Regions from separate parts of the Homo sapiens genome. Here region 2 is linked to region 1. A link is an interaction called in ENCODE POLR2A ChIA-PET data of the cell type or tissue named here. Cell type or tissue: OCI-LY7. All regions are shown on one strand. Links, peaks and the distances in the headings refer to the core of each region. The heading gives the core; the rest is flanking DNA.

Evidence for each region. ChIA-PET counts read pairs that join two places held together with the same protein. Peaks named below come from ENCODE experiments on the same cell type or tissue, not always from the same donor. Only the 100,000 strongest peaks of a DNase experiment are listed, where the experiment ranks them.
Region 2: POLR2A ChIA-PET joins it to region 1 with 5 read pairs; 14 of 35 experiments call an interaction of 5 or more read pairs at or near these places.

The regions. Positions count from the first base shown.
Region 1 is chr2:39,132,414-39,136,807 of GRCh38, reverse strand. No RefSeq gene overlaps it. Among named protein-coding and RNA genes, the nearest start is that of SOS1, 14 kb to the right of the region's middle. In OCI-LY7, for the core only: a CTCF peak has its summit at 3,390; no DNase peak of the experiment used is centred there; H3K4me3 peaks cover 669 bases; H3K27ac peaks cover 493 bases.
Region 2 is chr2:39,207,174-39,211,567 of GRCh38, reverse strand. The region is part of intron 4 of CDKL4 (cyclin dependent kinase like 4); the gene reads left to right. Among named protein-coding and RNA genes, the nearest start is that of CDKL4, 35 kb to the left of the region's middle. RefSeq lists a silencer at 1,834-2,034. In OCI-LY7, for the core only: no CTCF peak of the experiment used is centred there; no DNase peak of the experiment used is centred there.

The DNA of each region.
Region 1 (4,394 bases), core at 140-4,139:
AATCTTGAGGCTGCTCTGAGGAATAAATGCACTTAGAGCTGGAGTAGGCATAATTTCAACGGTGCCTCAAAGACCACCTCTCCGACTCCTGTCTTTTTTAAGTGAATCTCATTAAAGATCTTTTTTTCTTTTTTTTTTTTTTTTTTTGAGATAGAGTCTCGCTCTGTTGTCCAGGCTGGAGTGCAGTGGCGCTATCTTGGCTCACTGCAAGCTCTGCCTCCCGGGTTCACGCCATTCTCTTGCCTCAGCCTCCTGAGTAGCTGGGACTACAGGCGCCCGCCACCACGCCTGGCTAATTTTTTGTATTTTTTAGTAGAGACGGGGTTTCACCGTGTTAGCCAGGATGATCTCGATCTCCTGACCTCGTGACCCGCCTGCCTCAGCCTCCTAAAGTGCTGGGATTACAGGCGTGAGCCACCGTGCCCGGCCTCATTAATAATCTTGATGGTCATCCATGGGGAAAAGTTGGTTCCCCAAAGAAAAGCTCCCACTGGAAGAAGGGGAAGTGACAGGACAGGTAAAAATACAGATTGCATGTCAGTGTTTGGTTCAGTGAAATTAGAATCTCTGAGGAAATAGAACTTCGGAATTAGGCAAGTGAGGGGCTAGGGCAGCAGGATTTGGGTAAGGAATAGGGAGACAAATCATAGAGGTAGCCAGTGGGCAGTATGGGTGGAGGGAAGCTCCCGGTAGTCTGAAGCCTCAGCCTGTCTGTCAGGTGGGGAAGGAGAAGGTGACACAGAGAAACAGGGCCTGCTTTCATTTTTCCTATGTTGCAAGTGCATTATAAATATCACTTTCAGCAAAGCTGATAAGGCTGAAATTATGCAGTTCTGGGCTTAACGTTTTTATATATTTTTATCCCATGCCTCAATCAACATTGCCTTCCCCTCCCACTTCCTCCCACGCTTCTACCCCAGTAAGATACCCTTTTGTCACTTGCTGTCATAGCAATGGGTTGTAGAGCCAGGAAAGGAGGGCAAAGCGAAGGCTTTGAAGGGCTGAGACCTATTTTACTTCTTCTGCAGTATCCAGATCCTTACTTCTTATCCCCAAGGGCCATAGGAATTCTCCCAGTGGTCCCAAACTCTAGTTGGGATCTGCCTTTAGATGAAAGCCAAAGTCAGATGTGCCAGTTGAGAACCAAGAGGGGAAAGTGTGTCCAGCCATTTTGGCTCATCTGCATTCCATGATAATGATATACAAAGAAACACATAATTAAAGACATTCCAAAGTGCACATAAGCATGCACACTTATTTACTTGGTTTTGAGAAGATGTTTTAATTTTTTTTTTTTTTTTTTTTTTTTTTTTATGAGACGGAGTCTTGCTCTGTCTCTCAGGCTGGAGTGCAGTGGCGCCATCTCGGCTCACTGCAAGCTCCGCCTACCGGGTTCACGCCATTCTCCTGCTTCAGCCTCCCAAGTAGCTGGGACTACAGGAGCCCGCCACCACGCCCGGCTAATTTTTTTTTGTATTTTTAGTAGAGATAGGGTTTCACCGTGTTAGCCAGGATGGTCTCGATCTCCTGACCTCGTGATCCGCCTGCCTCGGCCTCCCAAAGTGCTGGGATTATAGGCGTGAGCCACTGCGCCCGGCCATGTTTTAATATTTCATAGTTTTTAAAGTTTATAAAATTGTACAAAATAGCCTTTTCTTTTTCCTCTGGTGGTGGTAACTTAGCATGGGTCTCATTTATTTATTTATTTATTTATTTATTTATTTATTTATTTATTTATTTATTTTTTGAGACGGAGTCTCCCTCTGTTCCAGGCTGGAGTGCCCTGGCGGGATCTCGGCTCACTGCAACTTCCGCCTCCCGTGTTCAAGCTACTATCCTTCCTCAGCCTCCCGAGTAGCTGGGATTACAGGCATGTGCCACCACCCCCGGCTAATTTTTGTATTTTTAGTAGAGATGGGGTTTCACCATGTTGGCCAGGCTGGTCTCGAACTGCTGACCTTGTGATCCTCCAGCCTCAGCCTCCCAAAGTGCTGGGATTACAGGCATGGGCCACCATGCCCGGCCTGGGTCTCATGTTTTTTACAGTGCCCAAATATAGAGTGGCACATGCAATGCATATATCACAAACACAGAAATGTGTTTTTGGTTTCATGAACGTAGGTCAAGGATCCATTTTTCTAGCACTGAGTTTTAAGGGTAAGAGTTGAATAGTGACTAATGATCATACTTACCTCCTAAAAACAAAATGCTGACGAACAAGAAAGGGATTGAGCAAGGGGACCTCTTCAAGTCAGAGCCTGCCATCAGCCCCAGCTGGACCTGACAATAGCCTTACACACTGATGTCCCTCGAAAGATTAATAAACAAAGATATTGGGACTTTCCTCTTGTGAACAGTCTCGCTTTTCAAAAAGATTAATCTGAAAAAGCAATGTACATATAGTCCTTGACATGAGGAGCCACTGGGATGGAGTGAAGCAAGAGCTGACCTTGGAGTTTGTTGACAGCTTTGTAATGGGTGATGTAGGTAGGGCAGAGGGCTTACATTCACTGGGCCCCAGTTTTCTCCTCAGAAAAATGGGGATATTAACAACTGTCTCATAAAATAAAATGTAAGTAAGGTACCTGGGATGTGAGATGCTCAAAAACTGCTAATTTCTTTTCCCCACAGCCAAAGCAATTATTTGAAAAAGGCAGCACGGGGTGATAGAGCATGGCCTATGTATGAAGAATGAAACAGAGGGCTGGCCTGGCATGGTGGCTCATGCCTATAATCCCAGCACTTTGGGAGGCTGAGGTGGGAGGATCGCTTGAGTTCAGGAGTTGGAGCCTAGCTTGGGCCACATAGTGAGATCCTGTCTCTACTAAAAGTTAAAAAACTGTCCAGGCGTGGTGGCTCATGCCTGTAATCCCAGCACTTTGGGAGGCCAAGGAGGGCAGATCATTTGAGGTCAGGAGTTTGAGACCAGCTGGCCAACATAGTGAAACCTGTCTACTAAAAATCCAAAAATTAGCAGGGGCATGGTGGCACATGCCTGTAATCTCAGCTACTGGGGAGGCTGAGGCAGCAGAATAGCTTGAACCCAGGAGGCGGAGGTTGCAGAGAGCCAAGATTGCACCACTGCACTCCAGCCTGGGTGACAGAGTGAGACTGTCTCAAACAAACAAACAAACAAAACCAAGAACGAAGCAGAAGGTAATGGCAACATGAGGGAGCTCCAGGTTGATGATTTTGATTTACTCAATAAAGTAAAAGTCAAGGTCAGGAACAAAAGGCAGGTGGAAATAGATGGGGAAAAAAGGTACAAGAAAAGAGGAAATGCTGTAACTAGGTGTTCTGAAGATTGATGTATAGAGTTTACTAGAGATTCAGTAGATTTCTGGGTGATATTGAGCACCCCTTTGAGGCTTAAGATTAGGAAGTTAAGGTGACACCAAGTGGTGCAATTGTACGATTCTCTAGTAATGCTTGGGTACACAGGAGCACACACAGAACTAGTGGATGTTTGAGGTTATTTGAGACTGGACTTTTTGCAAGGCAAGTGTGGCAAATGGAGAGAGGCAAGGAAATGGAAAAGTATGTTCAAAGGCATAATAATAATAATAATAATAATGAAATTTAAGCTAAAGAGAGAAAAGACAGCAAGAGATTGCTCTTAAAGGAGGAAAGTTATTGATATTCATTTCAAATCTGATGTGAATTATATTACCTTCCCCCTTAGAAGGCAGAGGCAGTTAAGACCAACTCTGTTTTATTTCTTATTTTTATCTCTTTTTTGAGATAGTGTCTCACTCTGTCACCCAGGCTGGAGTGCAGTGGCATTATCTTGGCTCACTGTAACCTCTGTCTCCTGGGTTCAAGTGATCCTCCTGCCACAGCCTCCCAAGTAGCTGGAATTACAGGTGCCCACCACCACGCCTGGCTAATTTTTGTATATATATATTTTTTTTTACTAGAGACAGGGTTCACACCATGTTGACCAGGTTGGTCTCAAACTCCCGACCTCAAGTGATCTGCCTGCCTTGGCCTCCCAAAGTGCTGGGATTACAGGCAGGAGGCACTGTACCCGGCCCCAGCTTTGTTTTGAAATAATAATATTTTATCTCCATCATATTAGCAACTAAACCCAAAAGTTTATCAATAGAATAATACAACATGAGCAAGAAGAGTTTATTTTAGGAATACACAAGTGCTTAAATATTACATTAAATGATGAAAGAATTACCAAATGATCATATGATCAGATACTGTTATCAGTTATCTATTGCTGTGTAACAAACCACCCAAAAACTTTGTAGCATAAAGTAACCAATGGGTTCTACTCATAGATTCTGTGAGTCAGTAATCAGAACAGAGCACAGCAGGGACAATTTATCTCTCCACAATGTCTAGAGCCTCAGCTAAGAAGACTCAAAGTATGGAGTGACTTGATT
Region 2 (4,394 bases), core at 152-4,151, 75 kb before region 1:
AACAATGACAAGTTTTGGGGAGAGGTGGCTGGAGCACCATTATAAACACAAATTTTGTATTGTGGTGTTTTCAATTCTTTGCTGTCATTGGTCTCTCCCATGCTCAGATTTTCCCATCTTAGGCCAACATGAGCTTCTTCAAGTTGGCTCCTGGTACCTTTGCTATATATCATTATATTTTTGGGACAGTCTCGCTCTACTGCCCAGGCTGGAGTGCAGTGGTGTTATCATAGCACCCTTGAGCCTCAAACTCCTGGGCTCAAGTGATTCTCCCACTTCAGCCTCCCTGAGTAGCTGGGACTACAGGCACATGCCACTACACTCAGCCAATTTTTGTTTTTGTAGAGATGGGGGTCTCACTATCTTGCCCAGGCTGGCCTCAAACTCCTGCCTTGGCTGCCCAAAGTGCCAGGATTACAGGTGTGAACCACTGCACTCAGCCAATGATAGCTTTTAAAAAAATATATCTAGCCCTTTTGAGTTGGTGCCTAGACAGAGACAGTGCTGAGGCAATGATACAGAGTACCATATGGTCAGTTTTGATGCCAGCAGAATGTCTATCATAGCAGTCTAGGATTGCTGAAAAAGAAAGTACAAGATCATGAGAATACATTTCAATACGGAGGGGAAGCTTTCTTTAGTTTTAGGAAAGTCAGTGAAGTTTTTATTAGGTTAAATCAAAAGCTTTTATTTTCTATTAATGTAGAGGGATATTTTTCACAAAATACATAAACCTATTTTTCATGATGCAAATTGTGCTTTCTGATGCTTAATAAAGATGATGCCAAATGGAATCCTTATCTCTGTTGCTTTCCACCATGCTATAGGAGATATCAAAGTTGCTGCAGGAGTTTTATGGGTAGTTAAAATGATTTCTAAAAATACCACTTACCACAAGTGTTTATACTTTATCCCTATATAACCAGACACTTTCCTGGGTACTTGGTTATAAGCTTGAATGCAATGTCTGTGGCTGCTTTATCTTTGTATCTCTTTAATACCTAAATTGGATATTTTTATATACAGGGTGATCAATAAATATTTATTGAATAACTGGATGGAGGGATGGGTGGATGGTTGGATGAGTCAATCAGTCAGTCAACCCAAACTGCCTAACTGATTGTGACTATTTCCAGTGGAGCCAAACATTATTGTAGACCAACGCAACTGCCATCATTTCTGTGCTTGGAACAACACGTTCTATACCCTAAGCTTTAAAACACTGAAAACTTCTGACTGATAATATGTGGCCTCTATTAAAAATAGGTAATTTTTCAGGCTAGGTGTGGTGGCTCAAGCCTGTAATCCCAGGACTTTGGGAGGTTGAGGTGGGCAGATTGCCTGAGGTGAGGAGTTCAAGACCAGCCTGGCCAACATGGTGAAACCCTGTCTCTACTAAAAATACAAAAATTAGCCGGGCATGGCAATGCATGCCTGTAATCCCAGCTACTACTCAGCAGGCTGAGGTGGGAGAATCACTTGAACTCGAGAGGCAGAGGTTACAATGAGCTAAGATCGGGCCACTGTACTCCAGCCTGGGCGACAGAGCAAGAGTCTGTCTCAAAAAAAGATAATTTTTCAGACTAACTTCCCTCCTCCAAGATGGAAATTACTTCTCATTTTCTTATGGTAAGCCTTTGTGTATCTGCCTTTTTATTTATCTATAATTAAAATGCTTGCAAAGAAAAAAATCTAAGCCATATATAAAGCTGTCACAATAATACAACTAAAACCTTTATACTCTCCTTATTTTTAAAGGAACTCCCATGATAGTCTCAAAGAGTAGAAAAGGCAATCTGACCTAGTGGTGTTGCTGACGACTCACAGCTTTAAACCTGTAGAGACCATGTGCACCTTATCATCTCCAGAGTCGAGATCCTAAACAGGACACTGCAGGTTAAAGTACCAAGGGATTCAGGCCTTGCTACTCCAACTATGGTTCATAGAGATCACCTGGGAGCTTTTAGAAATGTTGAATCTGAGGTCCACTACAGACCTGCTGAATCAGAGTCTGCATTTTAACCAGAGCTCCAGGTGATTCATGTGCACATTAAATTTGGAGAAGCGCAGGACTTAAGAAAATACGTATTCATTTGGTTCTCTTTTACCCTATAATATCACTAGAGTGAGGTAACCAAAGTGGTCCATTTAACGCCATAATGAACCCAGGGATTTTTATATATTTGCTGTATTGATTAGAGAACAGGGGCTTCATCTCAAAATGGCAAAAATGACTTTTTTTTTTTTTTTCTTCCTGAGACAGGATCTTGCTCTGTTTCCCAGGCTAGAATGCAGTGGCGCCTTCACGGCTCACTGCAACCTCAGCCTCCCATGCTCAAACAATCCTTCCACCTTAGCCTCCCAAGGAACTGGGACTATGGCACATGCTATCATGCATGGCTAATTTAAAAAAAAAATTTTTTTTTTTTTTTGTAGAGATAGTCTCATTGTGTTGCCCAGGGTGGTCTCAAACCCCTGACCTCAAGCGATTCTCCCACCTTGGCCTCCCAAAGAGCTAGGATTACAAGCATGAGCCACCATGCCCAGCTGGCAAAAATGACTTCTGAGATAGGAGTGGGTCAGGCTGCAACCTCCGTCAGCATCTTGTTGATACTCATGTTTTGGTTGTTGAGGAGAGGGTTGCTTTTCTCTCTCCTCGATGTGTGAGCATCCATGCCTAAGGCTCAAAGAGAATAAATTTCTCAGATAATAAAAAAAATGATTTATTGTTTTTATCAGGCTATTTAAGAAGCAATTTCTGGTGTGCAAGTTTGCAGAGATGATTTTAAAGTTAAAAGTCAGTTTTAAAATACCATGGATATCTCTTTAGGCTGGCCTGTGAGCCAAAAAAAAAAAAAAAAAAAAAGATTGCCCGTCAGCCACAACAACTGAACCTGAGCATTGTTTGCTAAAAACTGTGTACAAGGCCAAGCATGGTGTCTCATGCCTGTAATCCCAGCACTTTGGGAGGCCGAGGCTGGTGGATCACCTGAGGTCAGGAGTTCAAGACCAGCCTGGCCAACATGGCGAAACCCCATGTCTACTAAAAAATACAAAAAATTAGCCAGGCGTGGTGGTGAGCACCTGTAATCCCAGCAACTCAGGAGGCTGAGGCAGGAGAGTCACTTGAACCCAGGAGGCAGAGGTTGCAGTGAGCCGAGATCACGCCACTGCACTCCAGCCTGAGCAACAAAGAGCGACTCTGTCTCAAAAAAAAAAAAGCTGTGTATAAAACTCAACTTATTAAAATTATTTTATTAAGAGAGACTTGCATGTTTCTTGTTCTTCGAGGGAAAATAAGCTGATTGCAAGAGGCATTGCAGAGAGTTTGCATTGAGTGTGGCTTTGCAGTGGAGTAGGTGAATGCTGTATGTCTAAGCATCTTCTTCCCCCCATGCCCTGTTTCTTATGGTTCCAATTATTTATTTTTTAATTTTTTAAAAATTTTTATTTATTTATTTATTTTGAGACAGAGTCTTCCTCTGTCGCCCAGGCTGGGGTCCAGTGGCGCAACTACAGCTCACTGCAACCTCTGCCTCCCAGGTTCAAGTGATTCTCCTGCATCAGCCTCCCGAGTAGCTGGGATTACAGGTACCCACAACCACGCCTGGCTAATTTTTCTATGTTTAGTAGAGACAGGGTTTCACCATGTTGGCCAGGCTGGTCTCGAACTCCTGACCTCAGGTGATCTGCCTGCCTAAGCCTCCCAAAGTGCTGGGGTTACAGGCATGAGCCACCACGCCCAGCCAGGTTCCAATTGTTTTTACTCCCTTTTAAATTTCTTCAGTATCCTCTCACTCTTTATCAATAACTTCTGTTACCTGCTCCTATAAAATAAATTTTCCTGTTTCTTTGGAATATGTCAATACTTCATTTCCTTTTGTATATTTGGTTGAAAAATAAGTGCTATAAATTTCACATGGATTAGATGCAGAAAACATATGTATAGGCCAATGGACAGATATTGATGTAAATCCATTTACTTGGTAATGCTACACATATAGTCTAGAAATTCTAGAACTTGATGCAAACTCATTTAAAGGATATAACCTGTTCTAATGCAATCACCAAGTATGAGTGTTACTGACTCAGAGTGTTAGTCTAAGTTTCTTAAGTGTGTTGCTTAAAAGGTAGGATATCAAAACTATGTTCATTTATATTCCAAAAAAAAATTTTTTTTTTTGAGACAGGGTCTCACTCTGTCACATAGGCTAGAGTGCGGTGGTGCCATCTTGGCTCACTGCAACCTCCACCTCCTGGGCACAAGCCATCCTCCCATCTCAGCGTCTTGTGTAGCTGGGACTAAAGGCACACGCCACACACCTAGCTAATTTTTGTATTTTTTGTAGAGACTGAGTTTCACCATTGGGCCCAGGCTGGTATCAAACTCCTGG